Linked DNA regions of Homo sapiens: all the other regions are linked to region 1. A link is a loop called in an ENCODE intact Hi-C map of the cell type or tissue named here. Cell type or tissue: mammary epithelial cell. All regions are shown on one strand.

Region 1 (2,500 bases):
ATACATCTATTATAAGCCCAAATCCAACATCATTTCACTAGCTTCAATACATCAGCACTTTCCACTACGTACCATTAATATTAACTTGAACTCTATTAGCGCTGTAGTTTTGTTTTGGTTTTTGTTTTTGAGACACAGTCTCACTGTGCAGTGGCGCAATCTTGGCTCACTGCAACCTCTGCCTCCCGGGTTCAAGCAATTCTCCTGCCTCAGCCTCCCAAGTAGCTGGGATTACAGGCACGTGGCACCATGCCTGGCTAATTTTTGTATTTTTGGTAGAGACAAGGTTTCACCATGTTGGCCAGGCTGGTCTCAAACTCCTGATCTCAAGGGATCCACCCACCTCGGCCTCCCAAAGTGCTGAGAGTTCATGCTGGGCATGAACCACTGTGTCCAGCTGATTAGCACTATAGTTTTATCTGTACTTAAATGAATTTTGGTTTTATAATGCTGTAAGAGCTACTGTTCAATGTTTGTACATATTTAAATAAAGTTATATAAAAAATTTAGTTCAACACTAACATTTTAAATATGCCTACATTATTTAAATTTGAGGAAAAATATTGTATAATATTTGTCCACTTAACATATACTCGCTAATCCTAAGAAATTCATCTATTCGGATACCATAAGCGGATTTGTGTGGAAGGTCCGAAGGAAAAACATTTTACTGTACAAGAAATTATCCTTATGGTCATCCTCTGTGTACTGCATGAAGGAAGAACACAAACTTTTGTCCAGAATGAAGTCTCTTTCAATAAATTAGAGGTTAACCGCCTCACTCAACCAACAAGCACTGTTTATTTTTTAGGATCTCCCTGAAATACGAATCAATAAGACAAAGAACAAAAGCAAACTTGGTGGGTGGGGGGAGCGGGAAATACGGAGTTCCCAAATGAATGTGTTACTTGAAAATATAAACCATTTCTTCTTAGCTTGGCTCTGTCAACCATCTCGGAAAAGGATGTTTTTACAATCAGAGCAGAAATATGACTGGCGGCTCCTACATTTACATTTCTTTGTTGCAAAATGAATGTAACTTGTTCAGATTCCAACAGGGAGAAAGCAGCAGAAGTGGTGGTTACTTTCCAAAGTGAAACTTAAAACCACAATCTCCGGTGCACAAAAGGCAGAATGAGTCACAGGAAGAGGCCACTTGCTTGCAAAACTCATTAAAAGCAATGCAGGGCTGAATGGACTTCCTGCACCAGTGAAAAGATCGCTGGCATCAGGACAGGCACCTCCAGGCTCCAACAATTTGGGGGAGGAAGGGAGCCATTAGCAATCTGGGCACAGCCCAGGCCTGCTCCTTCACATGGACACCCCCTCCAAACTCCGCCATACACACACATACACTCACACACACTCACTCACTCACACTGCACGGCCTGGAATCCCCTCCCAGCCTGGGCCGGCCCACATCCCTGGGAAGGTGTCTCAGGCTGGAAGCCGTGTAGCAAAGGATCACAACGACACCTTGTGACTCAAGCGAGCGCCTGTACTGGGTTTCCAAGCTCCTTTTCAGGAGTGGCCGGGGGAAGACAATCTTTCCAGCGGCTTCTCTCCTGTGGCAGATCTTTGTGAGCTCTGGGCGGTGAGCGTTGCTCTGGCCAGGCCAAATTAAAGTCAGATGTGAGCTGAGCAATACAGAAGAGGCTACCTGGGAGCAGCATGCAGGGCCTCCACTGCATCATCTAAACCCTGCTTCTCCAACTTGTACGTGAGGCAGAATCCCCTGAAGGACTTCTTAAAACAGATAACCCGGCCCCACGCCCACGGTGAGATTCAGCAGGTCTAGGGTAAGGGCCTGAGCATTTGCATTTCTAACAAGTTCCCTAGTGCTGGAACTGCAGACTACACTTTGAGAATCGCAGATCTAAATGGTTTTTAGACCTGAACAAACAGCCAGACAGCGCCCTTTCCAGCCAGTTAGTGTTGTTGACCTTGGGCTGTGCCAACTTGCAGGCACGTTGGTACCAAAACAGTCCCCTTGAGGAACTCCCCCCTCTGCCCACAAGTTGGATCCACAGCCTGGCTGGTCTCCAAGGCCAGCACTACCCGGGAAGGGGCCTTTGTCAAAGTGGGGACTTTTTTTTTTTTTTTTAAAGGCTGTGCTGCCAAACCAAAAGCGACTGTGCCCCCCGGTGGCCATTTGGGCCCGTTGACTTCCAGGGTCAGGTCAGCTTCTGTCTGCTCATGTTTTGGTTTCCCTCAGGTACCAAGCTCCCTGCCTGGCTTGCAACAGAAGTGACACTGATCACCACCTTTGATGCAGCAGGAGTTTCAAAAGGGAGTTGGAAGCAGAAAGGCAGAAAACCTACTGGCATTTTCACCACTTTCTCTTAGTTTAAGGCAGAGATGGGGCACAGCGCTGCCCCTAACTAGGTCTGAAGACAAAATATAAAATACAAAGGGGAGTGGTCAGAAATTAGCCAGGTGTGGTGGCATGTGCCTGTGGTCCCAGCTACTTGAAGGCTGAGCCGGGGGATCACCTGAGCCC
Region 2 (2,500 bases), 600 kb before region 1:
AGGGAATAGCATTAAGCACAGGCCTAGAAACATGAAGCGCCATGACTGCTCCAACCAGGAAACACAGAACAGAGTCAAGTGCACTGATGGGAGAGGGAAGCAGGGAGAAGCAGGACATGATAGGCTGGGACTAGTTTGTCAAGAATTGTCTATTTCATGGAGGTAGATCTGCTAATACGGGTATTTTTGAGGTTAAGGATGTAGCCACTGCTAGGAGAAAAGTCCGATTTGGAATTCTAAGAAGATCCGAGATGAGTTCTTAGCAGCCAAGGTGAAGACAGCTTTTAGCTCCTGATAATCCTTCCCCCAAGACCTGCCATCACCGATCCTGCCTGTCCGACATCCGCGAACAAACAGATAGCAGACTTCTGGTAATCTCTTCTCTAGGCACACAGAGACTGTTCTTCTCACCTCTTATCACCGGGAGCCCTATCACCTCCTGCATCAGCCCCCCTGCCAGCCTCTCCTCTCCTCTCAGCTAAACAGGATTTTCTTCCTTAGTTTTCAGACTGGGGATAATCTTGTCACTTCTCCTAGAGTAGAAAGGCCTAGAAGTCAAGGGTTAGAAACTCTGGTGAAAATAATTCTCTAGTTGGAGCCTCTTGGCATTTGTATTAGAAACTGTGTTAATGTTTTCCCCTTTCCTCTGCTCCTCAAATTCCTGTTATGCAAAATTAGGTCATAATCATGACTTTTAGAAATTGGAAATATGCATACACATCCTATAAAACACAAGGTAAAATATTGGTATGTACCAAAACATTCTTCTCAATGTAAACATTTCTAAACAAACAAACATGCTTTGATTTCTTTCGTATTGTTTTTAATCTGTATGCTAAGGGGGTTATATATCCACATAAGACAACGTTGGAACCTCTAGGAATTTGCCCTAAGAAAGTAACTGGATTGCAATCAAAGCCATGAATGCTAGGTTGTTCTGTCAATGCTACCAAAAGTAGGGAAAAATAGAAAGCATCCTAAATTTCTACCTATTGTTGAGGATAGTTCAATTAATTTTCCTATACCCACTAAAAATTACAGTTTGGGAAAATAATGACAATGTAATTTCAAATGAACCAGTGGAAAACAGTAGCATGTATAATATTTATACATAGCATGGAAGGAAGAAATGTTGGAGGGAAGGGCAGCAGAATGTTAGCAGTAGTTATATCTCAGTGAGATGTTATACATGGTTTATTTTATTTTCCTTTTTGTAGGAAGGCAAATGTGATATTAGGTCACCTGCATGGAGGATCTGGGCCAGGTGTATGGCATACAGGAGCTGGTTAGGCCATAGCTTAACATTAAAAGTATGAACAGTAAAACCATGGCGGCCCCTGCTGACCAGGTGCCAGCTGGGGAGCACAGAGGCAAGCTCCATGGTTGACGGAGGGAAGGAGGCATGTAAGTATTCAGGATATCAAAAAAAAGAGGAGAATGCATACATAGACTTACAATCCTAAAGAGTTAAAATGGGACAGGGTTCATAAAAGAAAAATTAGTGATGCTTAAAAATCCAAATTTTAAGCTCCCAGTTCTAAGAAGCATTAATCCATCTGCTTCATGGGATTCAGACTAAAGCTTTTATTCATTTTTGCCAATTTTTGGAAAGACTCCATCCCTCCAGTTATATCTTGTTAGGCTCTTCTGGAACAGTAATACTCCCTCATGAAAGAATGTTCTAACTTCATGATGCCTTCCATTTCACAGTGATTTCTGCTTCATGGAGAGAAGAGATGGAAAACATAACTTTTAAAGTGATTTTTGCATTCTTCTTTAGATACTTTGCATTATTTTTTAAAAAGCTATAGACTTAAAAGATGAAAATTATAGACTTTGCTATTGTTATGGGCCGAGAATTGCACCTCACTTAAAAAAAAATGAGAGAGACAATTCTGATGTGAATCTCATGTTTATTGTTTTAAAAGCTCTGTGCTAATACCAAAAGAATGTATTTCTGGTGGGAAGTGCTATATTTCCATGCCTTCAGGGAATTTGACTTCTGTCCTAAAAATATATTTCCTTAGATATTATAAACAGAACACCTTAAACAATAATAAAATAAAATATGGCAAAAAAAAATCTACCACAAGCATAGCGATGTTTTACATCCTCATCATGTAAGGGCTTTAAAGCTATAGGAAAAGCCTGAACATCCACTCCCCCTTAATAGAAAAGTGTTCAAAGAATACAAAAGGCACTTTACAAAAGAAGTCTTGCAAGTGGCAAGCAAATGTGAAATAAAAACGTTAACTTTACGAATAATCAGTGAAATGAATATAAACACATCAGTAAAATAAAATCTGCTCTCAGTAGGTTAGAGAATGTGTTGTGTTTTTCTTATTGCTGTTGTTACATGTTCCTTGACATTGGTAAGCAGGTGTACAATAACATCCTCAGAACATTCTGGTGAGATAAATTGCTGCAACTTTTCTGCAGGACAATTTAAAATTGGCCTAGTTTTTTAACCCAGTAATTCTTATCCTTCCAATTTGTTATT
Region 3 (2,500 bases), 870 kb before region 1:
TGCCATCTGCCCCAGTTCCTGCTGCACAAAACCATGATATAAAGAAGTGGGTTATTTTACATCAGTAAGTATTGGGTTAGTTTTATACTCAGTAATAAATCAAGGGAGCATTTTACAACAGTTTCCCAGAAGATGGGCACAATAGTGGCCCCACAGGGTGGGGTGAGAAGAGTTGCTGAAGCCTTAGCATGAGACTCTCCCAGAAATCCCTTTTTTTTGATTTTCAGAAAGCCCTGATGCTACAGTAATAATAGCTAATATTTCTTAATTGCTATAAATATGGCCTTATTTCCTGCCACTTTGGGACATGCATTATACTCACTAGTAACTGATGCTTATGCCCCTGGCTGCTGGGAATAAATATTCTTATAGCCGCTATAAATCTTGCTGATCATTCAAGATTCCTCTTGGGTACTGGCAACTTCAGGAACTTTCATGTTGACCTAAGAGTCTCTCTACTTTTCATAACTCTATCTTAGCCAAGTTGTATTTTGTTGAAATTATCTCTGTTATCTCCACAAGTTTCTATTTTCCACTGGTAAGATGGTTGAAGATACAGATTGCATCTTCCTCATGGTTGCATGTATGTACAATTTTAACAGAATCTGCACATTGTAAATGACCAACCTAGCATTTGCATATTGTATTACAGTTTATAAAGGGTTTTCATGATTATCCCTCTTGAACAGTTGAATTGAGGCTCAGGGAGGAAAACGACTTTCTTAAAATCCCTGGGTCACAGGGGCTCCTCACTCAGAGGCTTGCTAATTTTCTCCCCCACATACTGAGGATATGGAGAACTTCTTAGTGGGAGGGAGAGAGCTGAAGCCCTATCCTCCCCATGGATACATATCCTTTGTTTTCAGTGTCTGGGAAATGCCCCAGGATTCCCTGCTGCGTTACCCTGGGAGACTATTGCTCAATCCCAGCAGCTGCTCTGGAGGAAGGAAAAAGCAGACATTCTGAATGTATCATACATACAATGCAATATTGAATTGGAGGTTGCTAATGAGCGAGAACTCTTTTATTGTGTAGTCTACTTCCAGTGAGGTCTAGCTCTTAATTTTCAGTGGGCGTAGCAGGAAGTACTAGTGTAAAAAATAAAACATATATATTACTAATACTGTTGCTATATAAAACAATATTTGGCCAAGATGGTTAAGATATGATTCAGTCCTTGTTCATCAAGTTGCTAAATATTATTCAGTGAGTGGAGTCACCATATGGCATAACTGAATTTTCTTGGGAGACTGGGTAAAATATTGTGTTGGATATAGAATTTGGAATTGTGCATGTCTCTGGTGGATAGAGTCTAGATCAAGCTGCAGACTGCTAATCCCATTAATCCCTCAGGCAAAGACTCTAATGCACGTGGCAAATGGAAATGGCTTAGCCCTGCATGTAGCACTCCACGAGGGCGAGTTTCTTCTCAGAAACTGAGGAAGGGTGGGCAGAACCACACATCTAGACAGATGCAATCTTTAAAGAAAAGTGTGTGTGGGCAAGTACAGTACCAGCTGGGAAAATCTAAATGACTGAAACCTATGACTCAGAAATCTTAAATTGCCTTAAAATTAATGAAGCTCTGTGGGGATGACTCAGTTCATTCATGTCCTTAGCTTGCAGGCTCGAAAGCTTGCAGAAGGAGCTGTTGTCTAAAGTTTGGAAGATCAGACTCCACAGAAGGAATGGGTCACATCCTTGGGGGTGGTCTGGGGTGCATGTGCTGGAGAGCCAGGTGAGCTGGTTTGCATCCTTCCCAGGGACCGAGTGACTTCTGGCAAGTGAAACCTCTGAGCCCTAGTTTCCATTCCTGTAAAATAAGAAACAGAGATTGAATTTCTAACTTCATCAGCTCTGATATTCTGATTACTCAAAGTCCCAGCAAGAAACAGAATTTGCCCTGGGTGGTTTCGATGAAGAGATTTTAATAAAGGGACTCCACAGATGTGTGTGCTAGTTAAGAGAACAAACAAGGAAGAGGAAGGCACCCAGAGATGAGTAAAAGCTTCTGCTATTACCATCTCCATGGTCAAGACACCCAGGAAAAATGGTGTTACTGGAACCCAATGAGAACCAGATCTCTGGTGGAGAGCCATCCTCTACCCGACCCCCGACCCCGGAAGGAGCCATCTTCCTGGGAGGAGGAAGCCCCTGCCAGAAACACAGTCTTAAGCAAGAAGGGAGCCAGGAAGAAGTGACCTGAAGCTTAACGTATTTCCCTAGTGCTGCTCTTTGGATGAGTCCAACTGGACGCCATTCAGGAAGGGAAGAAAGCTGTCCACAGGAGTTGGCCTCATGTGGCACAGAGAAGAGCAAAGAAGAAGGGTAGAGAGTGGGATCTAGAGTGGGTGAAAACAGAAAAACCAGCACACGTTTTATGCTTTTATAAATTTCATTTCTGAGTTAGGGAAAAAAGCACAATAAATATTTTCTCTGGAATAGCTGAAGAATGACTCTCAACTAACAGAGTTTCTGAGTGTAAGGACAAGGTTTTGCT

Evidence for each region. A loop is a pair of places that touch in the nucleus more often than their neighbours do. Peaks named below come from ENCODE experiments on the same cell type or tissue, not always from the same donor. Only the 100,000 strongest peaks of a DNase experiment are listed, where the experiment ranks them.
Region 2: a loop joins it to region 1, with 4 times the contacts of the local background. A loop is called at or near these places in 3 of 110 quality-filtered maps.
Region 3: it touches region 1 in a loop (4-fold over the local background); 62 of 110 quality-filtered maps call a loop at or near these places.

What each region holds. Positions count from the first base shown.
Region 1 is chr2:11,829,053-11,831,552 of GRCh38, reverse strand. No RefSeq gene overlaps it. Among named protein-coding and RNA genes, the nearest start is that of MIR4262, 6.7 kb to the left of the region's middle. RefSeq lists an enhancer at 796-1,512. In mammary epithelial cell, CTCF peaks have their summits at 1,479 and 2,143 (motif pointing left); a DNase peak (open chromatin) is centred at 1,262; H3K4me3 peaks cover 527 bases; H3K27ac peaks cover 2,194 bases.
Region 2 is chr2:12,432,629-12,435,128 of GRCh38, reverse strand. All of the region lies in intron 4 of MIR3681HG (MIR3681 host gene), which reads right to left. Among named protein-coding and RNA genes, the nearest start is that of MIR3681, 230 kb to the right of the region's middle. In mammary epithelial cell, a CTCF peak has its summit at 1,352 (motif pointing left); no DNase peak of the experiment used is centred here.
Region 3 is chr2:12,701,410-12,703,909 of GRCh38, reverse strand. It overlaps LOC124905974 (a long non-coding RNA gene), which reads left to right. Exons shown (of 2, transcript XR_007086222.1): 2 at 1-2,500. Among named protein-coding and RNA genes, the nearest start is that of TRIB2, 14 kb to the left of the region's middle. In mammary epithelial cell, no CTCF peak of the experiment used is centred here; DNase peaks (open chromatin) are centred at 1,039 and 1,569; H3K27ac peaks cover 2,500 bases.